Linked DNA regions of Homo sapiens: region 2 is linked to region 1. A link is a contact called in ENCODE Hi-C or POLR2A ChIA-PET data. All regions are on one chromosome and are shown on one strand. The core of a region is the stretch at or near the end of the contact, and the rest is flanking DNA. Distances in the headings are between cores, read along the strand shown.

Region 1 (6,242 bases), core at 2,605-5,104:
AGAGTATGCATTATATATATTATATATATTTTATATATAATATATACACATATGTGTATATATACGTATATACACACACACACACACACACATATATATATACGTATATATATACACACACATATATATATTTTTTTGAGACAGAGTTTTGCTCTTGTTGCCCAGGCTGGAGTGCAATGACGCAATCTCAGCTCACAGCAACCTCTGCCTCCCGAGTTCAAGCGATTCTCCTGCCTCAGCCTCCTGAGTAGCTGGGATTACAGGCATGTGCCACTACACCCGGCTAATTTTGTATTTTTAGTAGAGATGGGGTTTCTCCATGTTGGTCAGGCTCGTCTCGAACTCACGACCTCAGGTGATCTGCCCACCTCGGCCACCCAAAGTGCTAGGATTACAGGCGTGAGCCACCGCACCTGGCCATATTATATTTTAATTAAATGCAATGGGGATTTTTTGTATGTGTGTTTAGAATGAATTTTCCAGTATCTGGCAAAAGATGACATGACCTGTCATTCTTCAGTCCTGGCCTACCTAGGCAAGCCTTTATACCCCCAGAGTTCTGGGAAGAGGGCTCTTCCAGGGTGGTCTGCATGCCTTCCAGTTTTCTACCATGGGAGAGGAAGGGAAAGCAAAAATCTTCTGTTTTAGAAATTTAGGATAATCAGGGATCTAATTATAAACCTTGTGCTGTTTATCAACTCATCCCAAAGACATGTTGGGTCCGTCTCTTATACCTTGTCAGATTGTCTCCTAGACTAAGCCTTGTTCCAAACAGCTGCTGAAGCCCTCTGTCCTGGATGGGCCACGGCAGAGCTGGAAATCAGGCCCTTGGAAGGCAGCCCAGAGAGGGCTTCCTGCATGCCCAAGGCCATCTCTTCCCACTCTCTGCTTCCGCTCAGGCCCACCCGTCCTCTCTGCAGCCTGAGCAGAGACAGCACACCTCCGTTAGGGGTAGATGATGCCCAGACGGTGGAAACCAGGCCTGGAGAAGAGAACTCTTCCCCCACACATGCATCCACACAGAGGTTCATCAGGGAACCTTTCCACTAGACCCTCAGAGACAGGGGCACTACCCCTCAGGATTCCCAGCCGGTGAACTGAGACTCAGTTGTTTTCCTGAAGGTTAGCCAGGGGCTGGAATCCAGCCCATCCACTCCGTCCTTGTTCCTGCCCCTATAACCTGTGTATAAAGAGCTCTTCATTTATAATTTGGTGTTTACTTCAAAATACTCCAGGGGACTTCTGCCCCATCTTCCAACCTCCAAGATTCTGAATAATTTATTTTAAAAGTTGCTCACAGCATGTTTGCTCCATGAGGTGCGGTAGGGGAAAAGAGAGTGTTATTTGGAAAGGCTGTTTCAGTTGATAGAAAGACAGGTGAGCAATTGTTTTTATTTTCTAAAATCCTCATGCAAATATATCTGTACATGTAATGGCTAATGATGAGCTGGCAAATTTGGCTTGGCATTGAATGAGATCCAGCTCAAAATTAGAATAAGCCAGCGGTAAGACCAAAGGCCTCTCAGCCCAGGTTTCTGTCCGACCATTCCTTTCATTTGCATCATGGTTTCTTAATTTTGAGAAATAAATAGCCCCCTTTTAAGGGGGGAAAAAAGTGTTCGAGGAAAATGGATTTAAAAATTATATTTGCTTGTAATAATCACTGCAAAACAGAAGTTTTGATTTTATAATTGGAAGACTAATAACTTTTTAGAAGGTCTTGTAAATGAAAACACAAGATAAAAAACTCTCAGAGTGGCTGAGCACAATGGCTCATGCCTGTTATCCCAGCATTTTGGGAGGCTGAGGTGGGAGGATCACTTGAGTCCAGGAATTCAAGACTAGCCTGGGCCATATAGTGAAACCCCATTTCTGCCAAAAATTAGAAACTTAGCTGGGCGTGGTAGCATGCACCTGTCGTCCCAGCTACTCAGGAGGCTGAGGTAGGAGGATTGCTTGAGCCCGGGATGTCGAGGCTGCAGTGAGCTGTGATTGTGCCACTGCACTCCAGTGTGGGCAACAGAGCAAGACCCTGTCTCAAGAAAAACAACTCTTAGAGAGACCTCAGATTCCAGTTTGAGAAACAGTGGAAGCCATTTTTCCTGGGAAACCTCTGGTAGATGTTATGTACAACCTGGACCCAGACCATTGACCTGTCAGCCCAGCAGCCGTGCCCTAAGATGCCACTGTTCTTAGGTAGTCCCTTCACTATTAATAACTCTAAAGACACTGAGGCATTGGAGAAGTGGACAAAGACTGATACGTTGTGAGGGCTGGAGGGCAAAGAGAGAAAAACTTGCCACTTGGAATGCAGCTAGAGCGGAGCATGACTGTGGAACGACCCTGAGTTGGAAGACAGCTGCTGTGAGCAGAGTGGGAGAAAGAGAGGGGTACTCCTTTTTGGGGGCTGCTGCTGCAAGACACCAAGAACTAACTGGGCAACTTAAAACATCAGAAATGTATTCTCTCACAGTCCTGGAGGCTGGGAGTCTGAAATCAAGGTGTCAGCAGAGCCATCCTCTCTCTGATGGCTCTAGGAATGGAGCCTTCCATGCCTCTTCCAGTTCCTCATGTTTGCTGGCTATCCCTGGTGTTCCTGGGCTTGTAGAGGCATCACCCCAGCCACATGGCCGTCTTCTTCCTGTGTGTCATCACATCCTCTTTCCTCTGCACATCTGCCTCTGCGTCTCTGCTCCTCTTCTTAAACCAGTCTAAATTAGTTCAACCATTGTGGAAAGCAGTGTGGTGGTTCCTCAAAGAACTAAAAACAGAACTACCATTTGACCCAGCCATCCCATTATTGGATCTATACCCGAGGGAATATAAATCATTCTACCATAAAGACACATGCACGCATGTGTTCATTGCAGCACTATTCACAATAGCAAAGATACGGAATCAACCTAAATGCCCATCAACGGTGGACTGAATAAATAAAATGTGGCACATATACACCATGGAATACTATGCAGCCATAAGAAGAGAATAATATTATGTCCTTTGCAGGAACATGGATAGAGCTGGAGGCCTTATCCTAAGGGAACTAACGCAGGAACAGAAAACCAAATACTTCATGTTCTCACTTATAAGTGTGAGCTAAATAATGAGGACACAGAGATACAAAGAGGGGAACAACAGACACTGAGGCCCCCTTGAGGGAGGAGGGTAGCAGGAGGGAGAGGTTCAGAAAAAAAAAAACAGGTACTATGCTTAGTACCTGGGTGATGCAATAATATATACCAAACCCCCACGACATGAGTTTACCCATAAAACAAACCTGTATGTGTACCCCTGAACATAAAAGTTAAAAAAAAGAAAAGAACACCAGTCATATGGGATTAGGGCTCACCCACATGTCCTCATATTAACTTGATTACCCCTGTAAAGACCCTATCTCTAAATAAGGTCACATGCTAAGATACTGAGGGTTGGAGCTTCAGCTTGTACCAAGAGCAGGTTGGGAGAAACCTGGGTGGGTAAAGAGGTGGGAAAACCAAAACCAGAAGAGGGAATGGAGAGGCTGCCAAATCTCTTCAATCCACCCTACAGTGGTGTGCAGAGTCGCCTGGACTCATCTCATTAGGACAGAATGAGAATCTCACTTTATACACCACAAAACACCACAGAGCCCAATTGTTCGCCTTTAGACTGTTGTGCAGATGCAGCTCCAGCACATGGGGCACACAATTTAAAGCACAAAGCAAGACAGACTTTCTCTGTTATTAACAGAAGTCTCTGGAAAGAGCTACTCTTGATGTGACGAACTCACAGAGGTGAAAATGTCCTTCTAGGGCGATGGCTCAGCAGAGGCTGGCGATCGGCCAGGAAAGCACATCTGGTGCCGCTCAACCGGATGCCCTGGGTGGGTGATATTTACAGTAAAATACAGCAGCTCTAATGAAATTTCCACAGTGGTTACTTGGCAAATTGATGGTTTTGTTGAGATAAGGAGAAAGATGGGACGAGGGGGGAAAGGGGGAGAGCCAAACTGAGAAAAACACACACACACACACACACACACAGACCATTTTAGTCATTAGGAAAGAAAGTTGTGAGCATACCAGTCAGGGCACTTGTGATTTAAGTCAGAAAACGGTTTTGATTTAAGTTGGAATTCAGCTTTGAGGGCATGGGATGACCTGGCCTTATAATCCCATAGATTTGAAAGTGATTGCGGATTTATAGACACTCACTGCACACATAGCCTGAGAGCACAGACTCTGCTTTCAAGGGGCGTGTGATGTTTTAAAGAAAGTTCAAAGTGCTGCTAGAAATGTGTCTAAAACAGACAAGTGACTCTGAGGACACATTCATTTTTTATTGAGAGTCCGGCTAAACATGTAGTTGTGACAAGATGTTAAAAACCGTTATTTAATCATGTGTTCCCTCCCTTATGTTCATGCTGGGAACATGCCTGGGTGAAATCATGGAAACACCACACCCAAGATTCTGTTGTTAAAGCACTGATGACTTCTGACCCAATCATAAAGTTGACAGCAAAACCAGCTTATTTTTCAGAGTTCAAAAGAACAATCCTGTAATCTGTAAGATGTTTGAGAAAAAGTCCTAGTCTTAATGTTCTTTTTCTTTAAGCTCTTTGTGGAAGTAAGCTGGTTATAACTAATAGAGAAATAAAGAACAACTCATAACTCTTCCCCTAAATACTGATTCCAGTGACTTCCATGCTGAAAGAGCATCCACGGGTTTAAAAACTCTGTTCAAGGAACAGTGCCAGGTACCAAGGATACAGGAGGTATAACACAGACCCTAACACAGACTCCAATTGCAAGGGATCTGCACTTCATTTATCCATTCATCCTTCACCAATCCATTCAAACAGCCAACGTTTGTTGAAGATTTGCCATGTGCCACCTTTCTTTCACCAGGGAGATGGAGGTCCAGAAGGAAAATCTTTCCCGTCAAGGAGGCTCAGAGTCTATTGGGAAGAAAAACAGGTAACAATTATGCTGCTTCTTCAGAACCAGGTCTACAGGTGACCACCAAGAACTGTGGTCTGTGAGTAACTACTAAGGAAGGAGAAAGCACTTGTGGAAAAGCCAGCCTCAGTATTAAGGCAGACTCTGTGGAGGGCCAGATGAATGGCGAGGACTGTAAGTGTTCTCAGAGACAGAAGAGGGGGGTATTCAGCACATCTAGAATATTAATATATTGAGCTTCCAAGTATATTGGAGAAGAAAATAGAAAATTTAAAGGAATTTTATAACTACACTTTATGGGTAAATATTCCATTTCTCTCATTTTTCCCTACAATCACAACTGTATCAAATATAGTTCCCTAGACCGTGCATGGTGGCTCATGCCTGTAATCCCAGCACTTTGGGAGGCCGAGGCAGGTGGAATGCTTGAGCTCAGGAGTTTGAGACCTGCCTGGGCAATGTAGCGAATCCCCATCTCTACAAAAAATACAAAAATTAGCCAGGTGTGTGGCGCATGTCTGTAGTTTCAGCTACTGTGGGGGCTGAGGTGGGAGGATCACTTGAGCCTGGGAGGTGGAAGTTGCAGTGAGCCGAGATTGTGCCACTGCACTCCAACCTGGGTGACGGAGTGAGACCCGCTCTCAAAAAACAAAACAAAACAAAAAAACACTTTTTAAAAAATAGTTCCTATAACAAGACCTGAAACCCTTCAGTGATTTGGGATGGGAGCGTGAATGCTAGGAATGGGAAAAGGATGGATCTAGTTGAAAATAAACATGAAACAAGGCTCTCAGAGATGACTTCTCTTAAGTCCATATTGGAACCCCCAGAACACTTTCTCTCCACTCCTTTCCTGATGACTGACCCTCTTGAGAGCTCTCTCCTTGTCTATTCTCCTTCCTGGACAACGATCAGCTTGGCCTGGCTTTATTAGCACTTATAGTGAATTCTTCATCTGAAAACTACCAATGAACTACCAACCCTGTCTGCCATAATAAGCCAACAGCCCTGTCTTGGTTATAGACAGCTAATATCATCTGCACTTAAAGTCTCTGCTCCAGGAGATAGCCTCAGTCTTCTCCATATCCTATGATGAGAGATGGATGAGAGCCCTTTAAAATAAATGTATCTACACATGCAAAGGGCTGTTAAAATTAGTTTTAAGCCATGGGAAGAAATTACAGAGGAATATATATTCAATGAGACTGCAAGCTTAAATTACTGATAGACAGACAGAATGGAGGAGAATGCCAGATGAAACTCTCTGATTTATTGGTAATAATAATCTGACTCTATGTCAGATAG
Region 2 (6,289 bases), core at 2,694-5,193, 42 kb before region 1:
TGGCATTCTCTGGCCATGCTATTTAAAATGACAGCCAACTTCCCAATCTGTACCAGTACTTCCTGTCCCCCTTCCCTGCTGCGTTTTCTCTGTGGCCTTGATCATCATTCGACACACTAGATGTTTTCTTGCATGTTCTATCTCTGTCTCAACACTGGAACCCCAGGAGGGCAGGGCTTTGTCTATTTTGCTCACTTCTGTATCTCTAGCCCCAAAAACAATTTAATCTGTTGTACGAATATACAAATGATTGTTCCTGCTGGAAAATTTTCAAACCACCTCACATTACAGCTGAGAAAACTGAGGCAAAGCCAATGACAGTTTGCCAAATATCACATAATTTGTTAATGGCAGAGTTGAGAGTAGAGCCCAGTTTTCCTGACTCAGAGTCTAGCCTTCCATCAAGTAAAACATCCTCTATCTTCTGTCCAAATGGATTTTACAATTTTGTGGAACACAAATCATGGTTTCAAATTTCTCTCTAATCATGATACCCAGCACAGTTCAAAGTAATTATAGATGATGTTTAAAAATATTAATTTCAGGGTCACTGAACCAGTGACAAATCCAAATAGTTAAGAGCATTATGGAAGAACTTGTGTTTCCTTAACTTTTATTTTAAGTTCAGGGGTACATGCGCAGATTGATTATATAGGTAAATTGCATGTTGGGGGAGTTTGGTATACAGATTAGTTCATCAACCCAGGTAATAAGCATAGTACCTGATAGATAGTTTTTTGATCCTCACCCTCCTCCTACCTTCCACCCTCAAGTAAGCCCTGGTGTCTATTGTTCCCTTCTTTGTGACACGTGTACTCAATATTTAACTCCCACTTATAAATGAAAACATGCAGTATTTGGTTTTCTGTTCCTGCGTAAGCTTGCTTTGGATAATGGCCCCCAGCTGCATCTATGTTACTGCAGAGGACATGATCTCATTCTTTTCTATGGCTACATAGTATCCCATGGTGTATATGTACCACATTTTCTTTATCTAGTCTACCATTGATGGGCATTTAGGTTGATTCCATGTCTTTGCTGTTGTGAATAGTACTGCAATGAACATACACAGAATGCGTATTTAGGGTAGGATGATTTATATTCCTTTGGGTATACTCAGTAATGGGATTGCTGGGTCAAATGATAGTTCTGTTTTAAGTTCCTTGAGAAATCACCAAACTTCTTTCCACAATGGCTAAACTAATTTACATTCCCACCAGCAGTGGATAAGCTTTCCTAAAGGGACTTTTTCCCACTGAGTTTTAGAGTACAAGCCACTGATTCCTGAGCCACTTTCTAACAGAGGAGATGATAGTAATACCAATGATAGCCACCATGAGAGTGCCCACCAAATGCCAGGTCCTTTGTGTATACTACTGCATTTAATTTTTACAACAACCTCTAAGGAAGATATTATTGTTATTCCCATTTTACAGATAAATAAATTGAGGCACAGTGAGGTTAAGTAACATGTCCAACTCCACATAATGAAAAGCAGAGATGGGGTTTGAGGTCATATTTGTCTGACTTGAAGTCCATGTTCTGAACCACTGCCCTGTACTGCTTCCCATCCATATGTCCAAATGGACAAAAATTTTCAAAGGCCACTCAGCAAGGAGTACTTGATTCTGAGTTTTCTATGACAGCCTAAATCCTGTTATTTCATTCTAGGTGCAGAGCACATGGGAAACTACCATTGCCCACTGGGAGGTAGCCCTTCTGGTAATCCCTGTGCCATCTGGAAAATACTGACTGCAAAGCAAAACCTCTCACCACTAGCTTAAGCAATTAAATATTAGGAAGTCCACATGAAATAGAGAGAAGAGCACAGAACTCTTCACTATTCATGGGGGAGTCATAGACCCAGGATGGGAGAGGATTGGTGGGAAGTGAATGAACTACCATTCGTTAAGGTGTCAACAGTTGTGCTAGTCACTTAACAGGTATTATTTTGTTTATTCCTTATAACAACCTTTCAAAGTGGCTATCACTGCAGTATTCTCTTTCTACAGATGAGAAAACAGAGGTTGACAGATATATCTTGGCCGGGCGCAGTGGCTCACGCCTGTAATCCTAGCACTTTGGGAGGCCTAGGCGGGCAGATCACCTGAGGTCAGAAGTTTAAGACCAGCCTGGTCAACATGGTGAAACCCTGTATCTACTAAAAATAAAAAAATTAGCTGGGCATGGTGGCGCACGCCCATAATCCCAGCTACTCGGGAGGCTGAGGCAGGAGAATCGCTTGAACCTGGGAGGCGGAGGCTGGAATGAGCTGAGATGGCACCACTGTGCTCCAGCTTGGGTGACAGAGCAAGACTCCGTCTCAAAAAAAAAAAAAAAAAAAAAAAAAAAAAGAAAGATATGTCTTGAACAAGGTCATCCAGCTGTCGGAAGAGGAAGGCTTTGAACACAGATAAATATGATTTCAAAGCCAGCAGACATTCCCTCATCTCTGCTGAGCAAGCCAACTTTCTGAGCCTCAGTTTCCTTGTATGACAGGAGAAGGTTGTATCAGAGGTTCTCAAAGCTTTAACATTCTATTGCTCCAGTTTTCACCTAGCAGGCACAAAGACCTTTAAAGGCCTTTAGGTTGATGGAAAAATGAAAGTCATTGCCATTTCCTAACAGGGAAGACAGGCATGACAATAAGTAATTGGTTTAGTCTAATTGTGATGTATACACTGATGAAAGCCTGTATAAAACACAAAAGGATGGAGTGATTCGTACTCTCTTGGTGGGCAACACAAACCCTGCCAGACCTTTCAGTTCACAGAACAAGTGAAGTCACACAAACAGAGAGCCCAGCTGCCATCTTTGTTCAATTGCCAAGCCAGTGGCAACCATTCCCATCCTGCCTGTTATGGTGCCTCCTCCTTTCTCCCAGCTGCCAAGGAGCAGATGTCTACAGAAATGGGTCATGGGATTGGGACATTTGGAAGGTGAGAAGAAGGAGGAATAAGAACATATTATAAAGTACCATTAATGATGCTCAAGTGCAGTGAACTTCAGGCAGGTTGCTAGTGAAGGGAAGATGGCCAGGGCAGGACCCAGGGGTACAGAAAGCATATTGGCAAGAGAGCACTAATGGGCAACTGTACACACTTCCATGCAAGCCTTGAGATGGTTGGGTGTCAGAGTCAGGGAGCTTGGTGAAGCGAAGAAGGGGAGATGGGAAAATTAACAAAGCAAAATAAGATAGCAACCACGATGCTAAACTTGTAGCAAAACATGCCTTTATGAAGATCCTAGTGGACTGTGCTAAGTCGAGGTGATGTCTAAAAGAATCAATGCTGAGCGTCTGTGGGACTATGGGCCTCTTTTACAACTGGGGATGAAAATGTTGGCAAACACACCCTTTTCTCATACCCTTTGGAATGCTTACAGAATAGTGGTGCCAACAGTTGGGTCTGTGTTGGAAGTTCAGTCGACATTTGTACAGTGGAAGAATGACAATGAAGCATCAGTTCCACAGGCTTATCTATCCAGAGGGCCATTTGTGTTCTTATCTTGGAATAGACAGCGGTGTTTGGAATTCTGTTGGTTTCCAGGACATTGCCCAGTGAGGCGTAAAGAAAGGGAAGAATTTTATTCCTGAAAGGTGTGTCCCTGGTACATGTTTTCAGAGAAGGACCCTCTGAGTCTCTCCTTCCCATGGTATGGGCAGAAAGCTGGTGTGAGGAACACATGCATACAGCGGATAGAGACAAAAATCTGTTCAATTTTAAAAAAAGATTTGATTGTGTGACTCACATTTAAGTTCACTCCACCACATTCCGGGCAACTTCTGTGTATCTTGGTATCAGCAGGAAGCAGAAACACTTAAATGATGCAAAAAATACCTTAAGGATTAAAGAAGAAAGCCTGAGCCAGCAGGGCAGAGGAACTGATGGAAGCCAGATGACCAGAACACACAAGGAAGGGGCCCCCGCTGGCCTGCAGCCCTGCATTCTCCCAGGGAGACCTGGTACAGCTTTATATCTGTGGCTGGCAGGCCCTTCCAAGTGGTCTGGCCTCTGAGCTTGAGTTCAAGAATGAAACCTTTCTTCTCAAGAAGGCCCAAATGGCATCTCCTTTAAAGCTGGAACAACCCAGGAATATGTCAACAACTCTTTTTCAATCTACAACCCCAGGTCACAAATGCCCAACCTTCCATCTTGGTGATACTGACATGTACCCATTGAGAAAGTCAAGATTCATCATTAGTCTACCTTGGGTCAGCCCATTTCATAACAGAACTATATGTGTTTGCTAGGGCTTCCATAGCCACGTATCGCATACTGAGTGGCTTAAATCAGAAATTTATTCTCTCACAGTTCTGGAGGCTGGAAGTCTGAGCTCTAGGTGTCGTCAGGACTTTGTCCCCTCTGAAGGTGCCAGAACAGGACTGAGTTTGTTCTAGACCTCTCCCAGCTTTGAGCATTTCCTCTGCGTGTGTCAGCATTACTCCAATCTTCACGTGGTGCTCCCATTTCTATGTGTTTGTGTTCAAATTTCCCTTTTCTATTTAGGGCCCACCCTACTCCTCCAGTAGGACCTCATCTTAACTTAACCAATTACATCTGCAACAACCCTTTTTCCAAATAAGATCACAGTCTGCAGTATTGGGGGTTAGTCAGCTTTGGTTGAAAATCCAATATACGAGTTTGATGTGGGGTGGGGTGGATAAATTTAACTCATAACAAAAACATTGAATTTATTTCCTGGTTTGAGAAATTATTTAAAATTCATAAGATAAACCCACCATAACAAAAAAATTGGGGTTCTGTTTAAAAAGAGAATAAATGTGGCACAAGGTCTTAGTAATAAGAAAGATACAGGGAAAGTCACAGACCCTAGGGTATCAGTAAAAGAACAACTCAGTCCCTCCTCCTTCCACCCCTGGGTAAAGGTAACAAACATCATCAGTGTCTTTAACAGAAAGGGAGGGTTAAACTTCACATTTTGAAATACGGGCTAAGTGTAAGAGTCAGCAAACTGTGGCCTGTGGGTCAAATCTAGCCCTCCATCTGTTTTTGTAAATAAAGTTTTATTGAAACACTGCCTCACCCATTTGTTTACATATTGTCTGTGGCTGCTTTTGCATAATAGCAGCAGAGCTGAGTTGTTGCAATAGAGACCATGTGACCCACAAAGCCTAAAACATTTACTATCCAGTCCTTTACAGAAAAACTTCACCAACATCTGGACTAGTACAAGGCAATGCTTAGAAAAACAACAGTCCTAGAGAAAAGGGAAATTCTAAGGCGGTAACACAGCATGGCTATTAGGGAGCATCTGAGGCCTGGGGACTGGCAGGAAAGGTTGGATAGAGCTCATGAGGATTGTACTGCCTTCCTCAAACAGGCAGAGGAGCAAGCTCTTCAAAGGCTAATTCTTGGGGAACAAATATTCCAGGTCAGCAGACACTGGGTTCCTCTCTTTCCAGTCATGGAAGGTGTAGCAATAGTCTATTTTCCCCAAGGCAAGGCAATTCTCTGCTAGTTACAAAATCCTTTTGCTTGGGGGATCTAATGTCTAATAAAACAACTTCACCTAATCAGGATTTGGAAAGAGGAGTCTGGCCCTTTTGGCCCTGTGTCTTCCTGAAAGTTCTGAGTCCCACCACGCACTTCAGGGCAATGGTTCTGAGCCCACTGCAGTGGTTCATGGGGGCTGCTCTCAGAGGCGCTTTCCCCAGTCCTTTGGGAGACAAGAAAATAAAGTGGGGCTTTCATCACATTATTTTATTCCATTCACAACGCTATCCTTTATTCTGAACCATGCCCTCCACCTTCGGAGTTCGAGCATGGCACATCTCCTGTGAAATGGTGGTGAAAGTAGTTGATCACCGATTATTTATTTTCTCTTATCCTCATTGGATGAAATTAAAAAGTGGCCAGCCCAACTTACTTTTTGTTTTTCCTTCTGAAAATGTATAAGCCCTAAATATTCAAACATCTGGGAAGCATGACTCTGGGCAGGGCCTATGGGCCCAGCTTTCCCTGTGTGGGGCACCAGCCTGTGGAGAATGGATGCCTCAGGTGACTTTTCTCCAGCAAATACGCTGCTCCAGAATGGCTGGAAATTCCCTTTCCCTTCTGTGTGGTCTCCCCCTTTGCCTGTAAGTCACAGACACCCAACTGGAGTTAGCTGACACAAAAAAAGGAAAATGGCTCACATAATCAAACTGCTGAAGAGACAGGGGCAGAGTGGGCTCCGGGCCCCCATGAACCCGGCTCTCCAGGCCCCCAGGACCTCCATGTCCATGTCCTGTCTCCTGTTCTTTCTCTCCTCCATCATCATTTTCTCC

Evidence for each region. A loop is a pair of places that touch in the nucleus more often than their neighbours do. ChIA-PET counts read pairs that join two places held with the same protein, here RNA polymerase II (POLR2A). Pooled maps may share reads with other maps.
Region 2: a map of endothelial cell of umbilical vein shows a loop between it and region 1 (7-fold over the local background). The contact joins two enhancer-like sites. A Hi-C loop is called at or near these places in 3 of 168 maps with a recorded cell type or tissue (B cell, CD8-positive, alpha-beta T cell and endothelial cell of umbilical vein) and 14 of 50 pooled maps. POLR2A ChIA-PET finds 5 or more read pairs at or near these places in 2 of 52 experiments (H1 and activated naive CD4-positive, alpha-beta T cell).

Annotation. Positions count from the first base shown.
Region 1 is chr6:15,877,748-15,883,989 of GRCh38, reverse strand. No RefSeq gene overlaps it. Among named protein-coding and RNA genes, the nearest start is that of LINC02543, 110 kb to the left of the region's middle. RefSeq lists an enhancer at 3,683-3,732. Within about 2 kb of position 3,854, at least 7 of the 41 ENCODE cell types and tissues checked have a DNase peak (open chromatin) inside an H3K27ac peak, as active enhancers do.
Region 2 is chr6:15,920,230-15,926,518 of GRCh38, reverse strand. No RefSeq gene overlaps it. Among named protein-coding and RNA genes, the nearest start is that of LINC02543, 72 kb to the left of the region's middle. Within about 2 kb of position 3,943, at least 3 of the 41 ENCODE cell types and tissues checked have a DNase peak (open chromatin) inside an H3K27ac peak, as active enhancers do.